Regions from separate parts of the Mus musculus genome. Here region 2 is linked to region 1. The links are chromatin loops, found by intact Hi-C in ENCODE. Cell type or tissue: gastrocnemius. All regions are shown on one strand. Links, peaks and the distances in the headings refer to the core of each region. The heading gives the core; the rest is flanking DNA.

Evidence for each region. A loop is a pair of places that touch in the nucleus more often than their neighbours do. Peaks named below come from ENCODE experiments on the same cell type or tissue, not always from the same donor. Only the 100,000 strongest peaks of a DNase experiment are listed, where the experiment ranks them.
Region 2: a loop joins it to region 1, with 5 times the contacts of the local background. A loop is called at or near these places in 28 of 42 quality-filtered maps.

Annotation. Positions count from the first base shown.
Region 1 is chr11:20,449,387-20,457,166 of GRCm38, reverse strand. It overlaps Gm39606 (a long non-coding RNA gene), which reads right to left and starts at 4,091. Exons shown (of 2, transcript XR_872284.2): 1 at 4,013-4,091; 2 at 1,132-3,850. In gastrocnemius, for the core only: no CTCF peak of the experiment used is centred there; DNase peaks (open chromatin) are centred at 1,462, 1,987, 3,174 and 3,700; H3K4me3 peaks cover 609 bases; H3K27ac peaks cover 439 bases.
Region 2 is chr11:20,687,464-20,694,199 of GRCm38, reverse strand. Aftph (aftiphilin) reads left to right here. Exons shown (of 10, transcript NM_001290545.1): 9 at 1,612-1,735. Among named protein-coding and RNA genes, the nearest start is that of Gm46272, 50 kb to the left of the region's middle. In gastrocnemius, for the core only: a CTCF peak has its summit at 2,983 (motif pointing right); a DNase peak (open chromatin) is centred at 2,967.

The sequences.
Region 1 (7,780 bases), core at 1,456-6,455:
ATTCCATCCAAGTTCTGTCAAGTTGACAATTCATAGTGATACTCACAGGAGCCGTGTCTCCAGTGGACAGTGATGGAGGAGGACACTGATCTGGTCTCCTCAGGTACTTACACACATGCATGTGTACCCACACGAACACACAGACACCACATACCCACACATTTAAATATATATGTACACACACCAGTGGTTCTCAATCTCCCCCGTGCTTCAACCTTTAATACAGTCCCTCATGTTGTGGTGACCCCCAACCATACAATAACTCTAAGTTTGCTGCTGTTATGAACTGTAACGTAAATTTCTGATATGTGGGGTATCTGATATTCGACCCTTAAAGAGGTCACGGCACACAGGTTGAGAACTGCTGACATACACAAACGTTTTTTAAATACTAGGCTTGGACTGTAGCACACTGGTAGAGTGCCTTCCTAGCCTGTATGAGGTTCTGAGCTCCATCCGATAAAAAAGGTGGGTGTTGGCCGGCTGCAATCAGACGGCCTGGTGCACTCTGAGCACGCACTGAATTTGATATAAGCACTCACTGGAGAAGGAACACAGAAACCCAATTTGTGAAGATGGTGCCATCTCAGGATGGCTACTGCAGGACCGGAGAGGGAAGCCAGAGAGTTCCCTGCTTCCCAGGGGTTGGCTGTGAACAGAAGACTGGGCGGGGTAAATAGAAGATGGACAGGCGAGAGCAATTCTAAGCATTCCTCCCCAGGTCTGAGTTAGCCGCGCTGCTGAGGAGGTCGGATCAAGGAGCAGGAAATTCCTAGCAAAGGTTTCAGGATGATTAATAGGTTGAGGGGTACACAGCATCTCTGCATCCTTAACTAAGTGCTTTCTCGTGGGAGCCTAGGATTTTTAGAAGACAAAGACATCCAGAAGAGTCTGGGAACCATGGGGAATCAGTGATTGATCCCCTTGGATTTCAGAAGTAAGGAAAACCCATTACCCAACCTTTTAGGGACCAATATTGAGTTCCTGTTTCGGAAGGTCTCCCTAGGTAATTAAGGGATTGCTGAACGCGCAGAAGGCACTCTTACACACGGGTTAGCCTGCTAACTCTCAGCTCTCACCCTCTGCCACACTTAGATCTTTCCGGAACACATCACACAAACTGCTCACAGGCAGGGCTGCATCTTTTATTATTCACCCAGTGACCGAACACCGACTTCTCCAGACCCCCACCCTAAGGATGCATCCCGATCACAGCTTCTTGCCTTCCCAGCCCCCTCTACCCAATTCCAAATTCCATCGTCGTCGGGGTTGGAAAAAAAAAAAAAGAGTCCACGGCATCCTGGGTTATATGATTTTAACTCTGCCAATCCCAAAGGCTCCAAGTGTCGCAGCTTCCTGCTGGGGAATAGTGACTGAGACATCTCCCTGGGCTACTTAGGTTTGGGGTCGTACCCCCAACCTCCAGTCCCCATGCCTGAGCACCTGAGACAGGGGTTCTCTGTGTAGCCCTGGCTGTGTTGGAATTCGCTGCGTAGACCAGGCTGGCCTGAAACTCCGCGATCTACCTGCTTCTGCCTCCGGAGTTTAAAGGCAAGCGTCACCACGCCCGGCTTTGTTTTTATTTTAAGAACTGAAACAAGTTATCAATTGGAAACTCCCAAGGTATCTCCAGAGAGCTTCCAGAGGCCATTGGGTCTTGAGGTCTCTATGACTTTCGAGCCGTGAGGCTCTGGGGTCGCGATCCCCACAGGGTCCTCCCTATGGTTGTTGGTACTACTCGGTCTGGGACACCCTAGCCGGGGGCGTTCTGGAACCGCTCTGCATTGTTGCATAAACCCTGCTCGTCCCACCTGCGCTGAAGTTAGCCTCATCTCAGGCTCGGCTAAATTCTCCACTAGACAGATGCGAGCAGGATAAGAAACGTAATCGGGAAGGGGCCCGGGATGCAGGCGCCGTATTTAAAGAACACATACAAACACACTTGCAATATCCCTGGTCAGTCGCTCCCCCAGGCGGCGGCGCAGCGCCCTCTGGAGGCAGAGCGTGGCCTTGCAATCCCTGCACGCCTGAGAGCTGTGCGCCAGAGCCAGGGGAACCTGAAGCTTTTGGAGAAACTGCAACAGCTTGGGGAAGGGAGTGAAAGTGTCCAGTAAGTTCTGAGAAACGCCAAGGACAAAGGAAAGGGGTCTTCATAAAGACAGGCTTTCTGTGTTTAGCTCTGGCTGTCCTAGAACACCAAATGGCCCCAAACTCAGAGATCTACCTGCTTCTGCCTCCTAAGTGTTGGGCCATCCTTCAGGGCTCCTCCTTCCATTTTCAATGAATCCCTGAAATCTTCCCGACACAGTGCCACCCGTTACCTACAGTTTGATGTTATTTATTTGTTTGTTTGTTTGTTTGTTTGTTTGTTTATTTTTAAATGCAGGTAGTCTTGCTATGTTGCCTAGGGGTCTTGAAATCGTGTTCTCAAGCAATCCTTCGTCCGCATCCTCTGGAGTAGCCTGGACTCCATGCTTGTGCTCTGGGATGGTGACATTTAACAGTCATGTTTAACCATCGTTGTACTTACAATACCAGTGCAATTTAAAGGTCCCCACCTTCTGGCCACCTTCTATTTTCTTGCTGGTTTTGAGTGTGCTTGTCCCTTGTGGCCCCTACACATTTCTCTGCCTTTCTCACGCGCAGTCACTAAAATGTAGACTATTAACATGCCCATCCCAGTCCAGAGCCTGCAGTTGCCCACTGGCATGTCTGGACCTCTCCTATGGCACTCAGGACCCCAGGGGATCCGTAGGGGGCTCTCTCAGTTCTTTTTTGTACTTCAGTCTGGCAGGATGCAGCCACCCCGCTAGCTGAGGCCCCTCTTCCCCTGTTAACAGGTGCTCATTGCTCTCAGCCTCCTCTCTATCTGGAATTTCTCTTCTCTGGCCACTCCACACTGAACTCAGGCAGGCTCTCCTTGCCTTCCCTCTGAGTCCCTCTTTATTCCATTTATGCCTGGTGGGAATACCTCCAACTTCACACCTTCCTTCTCTTTCGTGTGCTTTCCTGCTGTATCAGTTTTGTATTGCCACACAATCAGGCCACCGCCCCTTGGCTTAAACTGTAGCTTCAAACAATAAACATTTATTTGCTCCAGAGTCTGCGGGCCAGCTGGTGAGCCTTCCAGCCTGCCTCTGCTACAGCTTGCTGATGTGTCACGTGGTGAACTGGCAGGACACGGCTGGTGCTTGGCTGTCACCTAAGGTGAAACCGTGACTGGATCACATGTGCCCCATTCAACAGCCTGGGTCTCTCTCAGGCTTCTTTCCATTGCCAAAGATGTAAGTGCAAAAGCTAGCTACAAGACTTCTTGAACCCCGGGCTTGGAACTGAGACATGCTTACATATTCAGGGAGGTTAAGTCACAAGGCCAAGTCAGACATGGGATTGAGCAAAGACACTTCAACTCCTGCTACAAAGGAGCTATGGAAGACAGCAGCTGCAGTCTAAAGAGATGGTTCAGCCATTAAAGGCTAAGGTTCACACCAAAAGGACAGGAGGACTGCAGCCATTTAGTGTCCAGTTCAGCCTTATGCTCACAAAATGGTGGCTGGCTCCCTCCTGTGACTTGAGGCCACCAACACAGCCATTGCTGCCAGCACTGGCAGACCCCATTGCCTACAGCCCTGGTGCCCGTTGGCATTTATATGACTAGTGGAGGCACCAGGGAAGTGGCCTCGACAGTGCTTTCCTGGTCCCTCGTGGAAGCCTGCTTGTCTGGAACTGGGACCAGTTTGCTGTCACAGGCTCTCTGTGACTGAAGTCAGACAGGCCTGAGGAGAGCTGCTGGCTCTTCTTCCTGTGGCGTCTGGGCATGAGAGGTGGCTTCTCGGCTTCTGGTTTTTGTCTGTAAATAGGAGTGGCCACGGAGCCACATGCAGAACACAAGCCCCATTAGCCTGTGTTTAGAAGGGCATCAGAACTCATACCCCGGGACATCGCTGTGGAGGAAACCCCCCTCCCCCATCCCCATGTATGTCACTCACAGGGTCCTTTCACAGACACTCACCTCTCAGTTCCCTCTGTCCTTTGTGGGGAAGACTTAGGCACTTCTGAGACTTTAATGTCTACCCAGACTCCACTTCCTGGGCCTGCACCCTGGTTTAATTTTAAACCTACTAGCTCTAATATTTAACCCAGAGCTTGGCATGGAGGTATCTGTGCTGGCTAGTCTTATGTCAGCTTGACACAAGCTAGAGTCATTCGGGAAGAGGAACTCTCATTGAGAACATGCCTCCATCAGATTGGCTTGTAGGCAGGTCTACAGTGCATTTTCTTAATTAGTGATTGATGGGGAAGGCCCAGCCCATTGTGCTTCCACCCCTGGATAAATAGCCCTGCGTGGTTGGTATAAGACAGCAGGCTGAGCAAGCCATGGAGAGCAAGTGGGTAAGGAACATTTCTCCATGGCTTCTGTTCCAGTTTCTGCTTCAGGTTCCTGCTTGGCTTCCCTTGGTGATGGATTCGCCGTAAGGTGAACTAAACCCTTTCCTCCTCATGTTGCTTTTGGCCATGGAGTTTTATCACAGTAAGAACACCCCCACCCCCACCCCCACCCCAGGGCTCAATAAAATCTTTTTTTTAAAAAAGATTTATTTATTATATGTAAGTACACTGTAGCTGTCTTCAGACACTCCAGAAGAGGGTGTCAGATCTCCTTACGGATGGTTGTGAGCCACCATGTGGTTGCTGGGATTTGAACTCTGAACCTTCGGAAGAGCAGTCGGGTGCTCTTACCCACTGAGCCATCTCACCAGCCCCTCAATAAAATCTTTAGTGACTTGGGGTTCATGTTAACAAATGCTGAACAGATTAAAATTTCAAGATGCTCTCAATTCTGAAACTTATGAAAGAGATTTTGTTTTTGCTCTGCTGCCAAGGCTGGCCTTGAACTCCTGAGCTCAAGTGATCCTCCTGTCTCAGAGTAGTTAAAACTGTTGGGGAAAAGTTTGAATTTTGGAGCATTTTAGGTCAACTGGTGAAGTCTATACAAACACTCGAGAATCGGAAGTACTCTGAAATCCAAATATTAGGGACTAGAAAGTCCCTGGCCTTTTTGATAAGGGATCCTCAACTGGCAGTTTCTCTTTTCTTTGGGTGAGAGTGTTCTGCTCTGTTCTCAAGCCAAGTCAACTCATGGTGGCTGAAGTTAAGATATTCCTAGGAACTGGGAGGAGGGGCGATCCTCTTTGCCAACATTAGTCACTAGAAAGTGGAGGAAGGCTGGGGCGCCTCATCAGGAGGCACCCCAGCATTTCCATGCTCTCTCCCAGCCCTCAGCTATTCAGGGTTGACAGTGAACCCCAGGTTCTAATGATGGCTTCCTAGGGAGTTCAGATCACAGAGAATTGCCATCCTGCCTCTGCTTCCCCACGCATCTCGGAGTGTTGTAATAACCTGCGATTGCAACCAGTGCATTAGGGTTTTACTGCTGTGAACAGACACCATGACCAAGGCAACTCTTATAAGGACAACATTTAATTGGGGGTGGTTTACAGGTTTAGAGGTTCAGTCCATTATCATCAAGGCAGGAACATAGCAGCGACCAGGCGGGCATGCTGTAGGAGGAACTGAGAGAGAGTTCTACAACTTATTCTAAAGGCAAACAGGAGAAGACTGGCTTCCAGGTAGCTAGGATGAGGGTCTTAAGGCCCATACACATGGTGACACACTTCCTCCAACATGGCCACACCTCCAAATAGTGCCACTCCCTGGGCCAAGTGTATTCAAACCATCACACAGTAGATCCTGAAAGGTGACGGAGGCAGGTTGACTGGATTGAAAGAGACATCAGGTCGCAGAGAGCATGGTGAGAACAGACTCTCCAGACTCTCACAGCTTCTGTGAACCAGCTCTTTAAGTGGGGGAAACCAGGGCTATTACACTTCTGAGGGTGGATAGGGGCTTTCAGGGTGAATGTACAGGATTTTTGTTTTGTTTTGTTTTGTTTTGTTTTGTTCTGTTTTGTTTTTTCGAGACAGGGTTTCTCTGTATACCCCTGGCTGTCCTGGAACTTACTTTGTAAACCAGGTTGGCCTTGAACTCAGAAATCTGCCTGCCTCTGCCTCCCAAGTGCTGGGATTAAAGGCGTGCTCCACCACCGCCCAGCTACTCTGGTGGATCTTTAGGTTTCAAAGGTCCCACATTCCCAATTAGCCAGTATCCTGGGGATGCCTCATTTACATAAGGAGGAATTTCAGGTACTGCTGGACATGACCTTATAAGGGGAGAGGGAGTTTAACTTGGCTGCATGCTATGTGACCTCCTCCGAGGAACAAAGGTAGGGGTGCAGGAATATGTGCACTGGGACACACGGGTCCAGGGCAGGAGGGGAGCAATCCTATGCCTGCCAATTTCAAGATGAGATTTCTGTGGTGTGAACATACCTCAACTCCACTCTTGCTCCGGTGGGCTGCAACACCCTCCTCTGCCACTCCCCCCCCCCCCCCCCGCCCCACATCCCAAGGCTCTCTAGCCCCACAGAAAATGGTGGCACCAAGCACAGATGAAAAGGAACAGGGTGTGACTGGGTGTGCCTGGACGCCATTAGGATATGTTGAGCATCTCACAGAACAAGTTTACATACACCCACATATGTGCCCTTCAGAGTGAGCAGAGACAGAAGTATGCCACAGTGACCGGGGGATGATGAGCATACCCTAGGGCCTCGGGGCTCTTCCCCAAGCCAGGATCCAGAAGACCTATGAGAGAAATCTGGGAGCCAGGTGGGCCAGAGCTTGTAGCACAGGGGGAAAGGGGTTCTTCTGTTATGGCAGTAGAAAGGCATCCTGGACCAGTAAGGGAGAAGATGGAAGCAGAGCCGGGTGAAGAAGGTTGAGTCCCTCACCTGCTTCGGTTTTTCACCTGTTTCATCAGTAGCTACACTCCTCTGAAAGGTAAGTGTGCATCAGTCCATGGCTGTGTTAAAAGTACAGAGGAAAAAAAGCAGGGGGATGGAAGAGAGTGGGTGCATGTGTTTAATGGCAAGTCAGTACTCAGGGTGAGCTTGAGAAAGCAAGTGGGGTCTTGAAGTGCACAATTCTGGGAAAAGGAACTTGAAAACCCAAGAGCAGTGGTTCTCAACCTGTGGGTCGTGACCCCTTTGAGGGTTGTATGCCCGATATCCTGTCTGTCAGATATTTATATTACAATTCATAACAGTAGCAAAATCAGAGTTGTGAGATAGCAAATGAAAATAATTTTATGGTTGGGGGACACCACAGCACGAAGAACTGTATTAAAGTGTCATGGCATAGGGAAGGAAGGTGGAGAACCACTGCTGCAGGGTGTAGATTTACATTCCAAGAGGAGGGCTCTGACTGACAGACAAGGGAGGTGAGGCTGATGTGGCAGGGCTCCAGAGTCACTTGCTAATCGACCACCGGTGGTGGCAGTTTTTGGGAGAAAAGGTGTTCCCAGGCTTAACCAGAATTAACCCAGCGGCATAAAATATCCACCTAGCTATGTGCGGTGGTGCAGGCCTTAGCCACAGGACTCAGAAAGCAGAAGCAGATGTCTCTCTGTGTATTTAAGGCCAGCCTGGTCTACACAGTGAGTCTCAGGACAGCCAGAGCTATGCAATGAGACCCTAAAGAGCCAGCTGAGCCAGCCCTCCTGGAGTCATGTTGATGTTGTGGGGCTTGCTGCCACTGGGGGCCATGTTGATGTGAGTGGATTGAGTTGCCACCTGAGGCACGGCATGTTGTATGGTCAGTGTGGCTGTCAGAGGCCATGTCTAGATACAAGGTTCTATTGCAGCTGGGGGGCCATGTTCACA
Region 2 (6,736 bases), core at 813-5,812, 240 kb before region 1:
AGAAAATAAAATTGAACCAAGTATAGCTATGCACACTTGTAGTCCCAGCTGAGGCAGGGGGATCACCTGAACCTCAGTAGGTGGAGACCAGCCAGAGTGGTATTGTAATGCCTGTCTCAAAGAAGAAAGAAAAAAAAAAATGGAGACGCTATTAAGCATTTTTTTGTAAAGGGATGCTTAACTATAGCCCCACCTTAGCTTCCTCCCTGTTCCTCTCGCTGACTACTGTAGCTGCAGGCCAGCAGACTTACATCAGATACACATGTGTAACAGGTCCTGGGAACAAGGGTCCTCATTTCTCCCAAAGTAGTGCTCTTAGCCACTCCACCTCTTACCTGAAGAGCATGCAATCCGTTTTTAGTATTAAATTGATGCTTTAAATAATTGTGCATCTTTTTAGTCATGTCTAAGATAACCAAATTACCAAATCACTTTCTATACTAGCAATTTTATATTAATCTCCAAGTCTCTGACGGGAAGAAAAATACCCAAGTCTTAAAAGAAAAAAAAATTTTTTTGATGAGATCAGAGCAAGGTTCAAAATTAGGTTCATTAGCCAGTTTAAAAATTGAGGATATTGAGCTGGAGAAAGCAGTTAAAAGCACTGGCCACTCCTCCAAAGGCCCTGGAACCAATCCCCAGCCACCCACACAGCAGCTCCTAACAGTCTCAACTCCAATTCCAGGGGATCCAAACACCTTTACACAGATAGATATGCAGACAAAACACCAATACACATAAAAATAAACATTTTTTAAAAATGAGAATGTTGGAGGTCAGGTGTGGTAACTCAACACTCAGGAAGCTAAGGCAGGAGAATTGTCATGAGTCAAAGCACAACAAAGTACAACAGAGTAAGACCTTGTCTTAAAATAAGATAAAAAATTTTGAGAATATCAGCACACTCCTATTTATAAACACTATGTGTCAGAAATGAATACAAAACTGACTGATAGAATAGAAATTCTTGAGGTATTTGAAAGGCATCAGCTACATGCAACATGTATTTCAAAATGGGATTTTTATGTATTCCTTTTATAGATACTTCAGAGCCTACCATTTAATAAAGAAAAACATGAGGCTAGCTAATTGGCTCGGTGGTTAAGAACACAAGCTTCTCTTGCAAAAGACCTGGGTTCGATTCCCAACACTTACGTGGTGGCTCACAACTGTCTGTGACTCCAGTGCCAGGGACTCCAACAGCCCTTCTGGCCTCCTCAGGCAGGAGGCATGCATACGATGTACATACATAAATGCAGACAGATACACATAAACAAGATAAAATTAGATGAACACAGAGAGCTCAGTGGGTAAAGGTGCCTGCTATCCAAGTTGGTAACCTGAGTTCAATCCCCAGGAACCCTGTAAGGGTGGGCGGTCAGAACCAGCTGCAATGTGGTATCCACGCACTTGTAGCATGTGTGCCCTCATGTAGCGTGCTTAGTAATGACTGCTCACATTCAGAAGAGCAGCGCTTGTTCTGACAATGACAGTGAGCGGTGCTTATGCAGACTCACATGTGGATAGAGTGTTGCTGTTACATCTTGTCGCTCGCTCGCTCGCTATGACCCATGCAGCTTGCCCTCACTCACTGTCATTCTGTGCTGTAAGGTGTGGATCCAGAGTTGTATGAGTTAACAACTGCTAAGCTGGAGACCTCCACCTCAAGCCTCAGAGTGACTGATGCATTTGCGAAGCTCATGTCTACAGTGGAAAAGACAAGCACGTCAACCAGGTAAATGAACCTGAACTTAGCCCTAACTTTGTATCCTGGTTTAAATGGCCACAAGCAAAGTATGCAAGAGGCAGCGCTTGTGTGCTACGCTGTATCGTAAAGCCTAGAGAATGTCAAATGGATGTTTAATGATGAGTTTTGTTGGAAATGACTGACAGATGACGTTTTCTTCTCCCCACCCTCATAGAAGATGATTCTGGTGCCACTGGGAACATCCCTATCCTTTCATAATTATGGAGGAAAGCATTTTCCAGAACCAGTTTTATTCTCCTGGGGTTACATTAGCCTCTGTGTTCACTTTGAAGCTAAGACAGAGTAAAGATATTTTAATTTTCAGAACTTTCACTATGTGCACCTAACTTGAGCTATCATCAACTTCTTTACCAAACTTAGGGAGCCTCTCAAGGGACAGTCTTATCTTCTGCTGTCAGAGCCAGAGACAAGGAATGTCCTGTGGACCTTATACTTAGGCTTTAACACAGTTAAGTAACCCGTGCTTTGACAAATTAAACACAGGTAAGCCAGTTCCTAGTAGAAGGTGGTTCAGACAGGAGGACATCACTAGTGCCAGGGCAGGAGCTGATTGGTCAGCTGTCTTCTCTGCTTCCCAAATCATCATCACCCATCTGTATCTTCCAGATGTGTATGTGTCAGTTGCCCACTTTGGGAATTTTAGAATTTCCTATTGAATAACAGACACCATTTAGAGTTAATTCTTTTATTAAAAAAAATCTTATTTTTTTTATTCTTTTTAACTTAAACTTGAATGATTGCAATCTCTTTGGTTTGTTTGTTGGTTTGTTTTTGAGACAAGGACTTGGTGCACAACCCTAGCTGTCATGAAACTTGTTATATAGGCCAAGCTGGCCTTGGACTTAGAACCAACTGCCTGTGTCTCCCAAGTGATGGGATTAAGGGTGTGTGCCACCATGCCACCATGACTTAAAGAATTGTTGTGTCTTTTACTTCATTCCCTACAGGTGTCCATTCTGCAGACACTAATAATTTTTAAAGACTGCTGCCGTTACTCATTTGATGGCTGTAGGTGCCTTTAACCATTCCAGGAAATAGATTTGGAGCATGTAGGTCCTTGTGTCCACAGGTGCACTCCATTGCTGTCACTGACCTGCATTGGGCCCTGACACTGCAGGCCGTCTGCTGGCACCCTGGTTGTGGGAGTTATGCTGTTACTTTCTGAGCCAGTCCCACTGCTGCTTCCCTTTCCCTGCAGTCATGAGAGTTCAACTGTTGTGCCAGTAGGAGGCGCTCTACTCCACGTTGTTAGCCCTGTGCCTTCATTTCTTTAAGGCTCCTAGACAGACTGTACTGCCCAACGTGTTGCTACTGCATCTTCTGAAACAAAAGAATAAAATTGCAGCACACATCTAGGAGGGAAGTTGTAGCTGCCAAAGAGAGTCTCTGTGATAATTATGTGACCTTTCTGCTGTTAGGACACTAGACAACAAACCCAGAGCCTTGCAGACTCTAGACTCTACTACTGGGCTATTTTCTCAGACCCATTTGAACATTTAAAATGAAGTAAGCTGAAAAAAAGCTACAAACTTTGGGGTTCATTTGGAAGAAGGTTTTGTTTGAAAATAGTGAGAAAGATAACCACATGTTACTATTAGAATTTAAAGTTATAAACTATCACCAGAGGAGTGTGAGGTGGTGGTTTTGTTTCTGTTTTGTAAGAGCAGAAGTTGTTATTTTTTTTTATTTCTTCTCTCCCCCCCCCCCAATCAAACCGAAAGCCTCGTGCATGCTGGGCAGATGTTTACAGCAGAGCTCCAGCCCTAGCAGTGTGAGCAATTCTTAGTTGTATGGGGAAGACAGGCGGGCGGCACACAGTATGATTCCAAAAGGCTTTCTCAGTGTGTATTGGTCTGTAGGATTTATTTCTTTTTAAGTAAAAGTTAACAAAATTGTCTTGGCTCTTGACAGTACATCAAAGGTAGAGTGGAATGAAGAGCTAGCGGATAAAAAAGGGTTAAAGCGGTAGTTGCAGTGGATATACTGATGAAGCCTGTAATTTCAGCACTCAAAGCTGAGGCAGGAGGAGCACTTGAGACCAGCCTAGGCCAGAAAGCAAAGCTCTGTCTCTGAGAGCGAAGAAACCATAGTTGGGTTAGGGGAGGAGATTTGACGTGGAATACTTCTCTCTTTTTTCTATTTCTAAAATCGTGTTTATTTTTTGTCAGGGGTGATGGGTTCTGTGCTTGAGCACTGATGCACAGGGGAAAGTCAGAAAACAACCTGTGGGAGTCTGTGCTCTCTTCCACCATGTGGGTCCTAGGGAGCACACTCAAGCTGTCAGGCTTGTTGGAGGCAAGCCTCTGTGCGGCTAAGCCCTCTGAGGGCCCTCCCTCACACTCTTGTCTCAGAGCCTTTGAGTGTGTGAGGGAGCGTGATACAGTCTTCTCATTTATTCTCCTGTTTATTGCTGGTAGGTATTTGACATGCTCTGTTTCTGCCTGGAGCCTTAGACAACCTGGTACCCAACTCTGGAGTGCCTACCAACTGATATCAAACTTTGTACAAACCAAATTGGCATACCACACTATGGCCCAGAATTCCTGAACTTAAGCAATCCTCCTGCCTCAACCTTCCCAGTAGCCACCAGGACTACAGGCTTGTGCCACTGTTCCTGGCTGTGCTGGGGTATTGTTCCCAGGGCCCTGTAGAAGGAAAGCTAACCCAGTAAATCAAAACTCTAGAAGTTGATAATTGAACAGTCAGATTTATATATCAATAAATTCTCAATTGACAAGATGCCCACACAATAATTTCAGAGCCAATTGATAATGATACAAACTGCCCCCCTAGATTAGACAAGTTACCCCAGTTAGTCTTTCCTTCCGTGCATGGTATTCATAGCTGCTGTGGCTATGGAAAGACACGCAGCATCTGAATCATCTTCTTCTTCCTCCATCTTCTTTCCTCTCCCTCCTCTCCCTCCTCTCTCTCCCCGAAACTTTTCAACTCCAGCTTCCCTTCCACTGCCCAGTCACCAGCCATAGCCTTTATTTTACAAGTTAAGGTGGGGAGAAGTTCACAGGAGTCACCTGTGTGCGAGGTTCACTGCTGATTCACTCCTGATCTGCAGTCCCTCCTGGGAAAGCGGAATTAGCATCAAAGTACAAGCAACGCCCGAGCTATGCCAGGCCAGCACTGCACCATGGACCTACATCACCAGCACTTGCTTTGCTGTTAGAGAAATCCAAGTTCTTAGTGTGAAATCCTTCCATCTTCTTGCCCAACTGACCTAACATGGAAAAAGGTTATTTTCTAATTTAAATTAGTGTGTGGCCGGCTGGTTAGTAGCTACAGAGAGGCCACTAAGTGACATTTATATAAGCTAAAGAACTAGTGGCTAACAGACATACTTTGGGGCTTTCAGTTTTGGATTTTATTGATTTAATTAACAAAATGAAACCTGTCCTTCTCACTGTTGTAAATCCACTAGTTTTTAGTAGATTCACAAAGTTGTGCAACTCTCATCATTAAATTACCCCAGAAAATGTTTATTATCATAAAAATCCCCTGTACACGTTTGCCTATTGCAGTTGTAGGTGTGGGTGTGGGTTTTCTGTCCTGAGTTAAGGTCTCAGGCTGGGGTTTTAGCACAGCAGTAGCATTTGCCTAGCATGCACAGACCCTGGGATTGAACTCTGGTACAACATGGCAAAGTGGGCCCAGGGAAGGGAGTTGGGGGTCAGAGGGGCCCTGGGAGGATCATACTCAGGCTCATCTCAATCTCAGCGCTCCTCACTCTCCTAGGTTCATTGCAGATGTGCACACTACTCAGGGGCTTCATGGCTGTGTGTCTGGTTGAGACAGGATCTCCTGTTGCCTCCTGGCTTTGAACACCTGATCATCTTGCCATTCACCTCCAGAGCTCTGGGACATAATGTTTTGTATTCCTACCAGTAACATGAGCTTTCCAGTTTCTCCACATTCTCTCCTCCAAATAGGTTGTAGCTATTCCCGTGGGTGAGAAGTTGTATCTCAGCATTGTAATTTGTATTTCCCTAGTAGCAAAATTGTTGAGCTCTTCTGATGAGCTTATTAGAGTCCATGCTGCTGCCTTCAGGAGTCCACACCTTTGTCAGGATTTGCTGCTCTGTTGTCTTTTCACTTTTCACACCCTGTGTTGACATTCAAACGCCTTTAGTTTTGATGAAACCCAATTTGTTGTTGTTGTTGTTACTCGTGCTTTGGTTGAAGAAATGATTGTCTAATTCAGAATTAGGAAGATCTTACACCTCAGAGTTTATAGTTTATACTCTTACCTGTGGGTTTTTAATGCATTTTGGGTTTGTCTTGGGTTCTTATTGGCTGCTTGGTTCGATTTTTGAAACTAGGTTTCTTTGCGTAGCCCTGAGTGTCTTAGAATTCACTCTGTAAACCAGTATCCTTGAACTCAGAAACCTGCCTGCCTGCCTCTGCCTCCCAAGTGCTGAGATTAAAGACATGTGCTACCTCCTCCCCACTTCTAAATACATTTTAGATGAATTTTAATATAGTGAAAGGTGGGAGAAGTCTACATTCCGCTTCCCCTCCTCTGCCCTACCTAGGGCTAGCCAGTTGTCCTGATGGTTTTTTGAAAAGTTTCTTCCCCTTTTTAAAAGGTCTTGTCATGTTTCTTTTCGTGTGTGTGTGTGTGTGTGTGTATGTGTGCATGCGTGTGCGTGCGTGTGCGCGCACACATGCGCATGAACTGATCATAGGCCACTCTTTCTGGACTTTCATTTGTATGCAGTCCATTAACAAAAAAGGATAAATCTTGGCGAGAAAGCAATAGAGAGCGATACAATTGTTCTCAAATTCTCAAGCATCTGCTTTATGTATTTTAATAAGGATATCTGACATAAATAACTACAAATGCATGCACAAACTTACAGTTGTGTAAACTTTTATACTCAGTTTCATATTGCCTCTGAAAGCCACTGGTGGAACCTAGAGCAATCTGCACAGTTGTCTGGTAGTTAAGAACGTTCC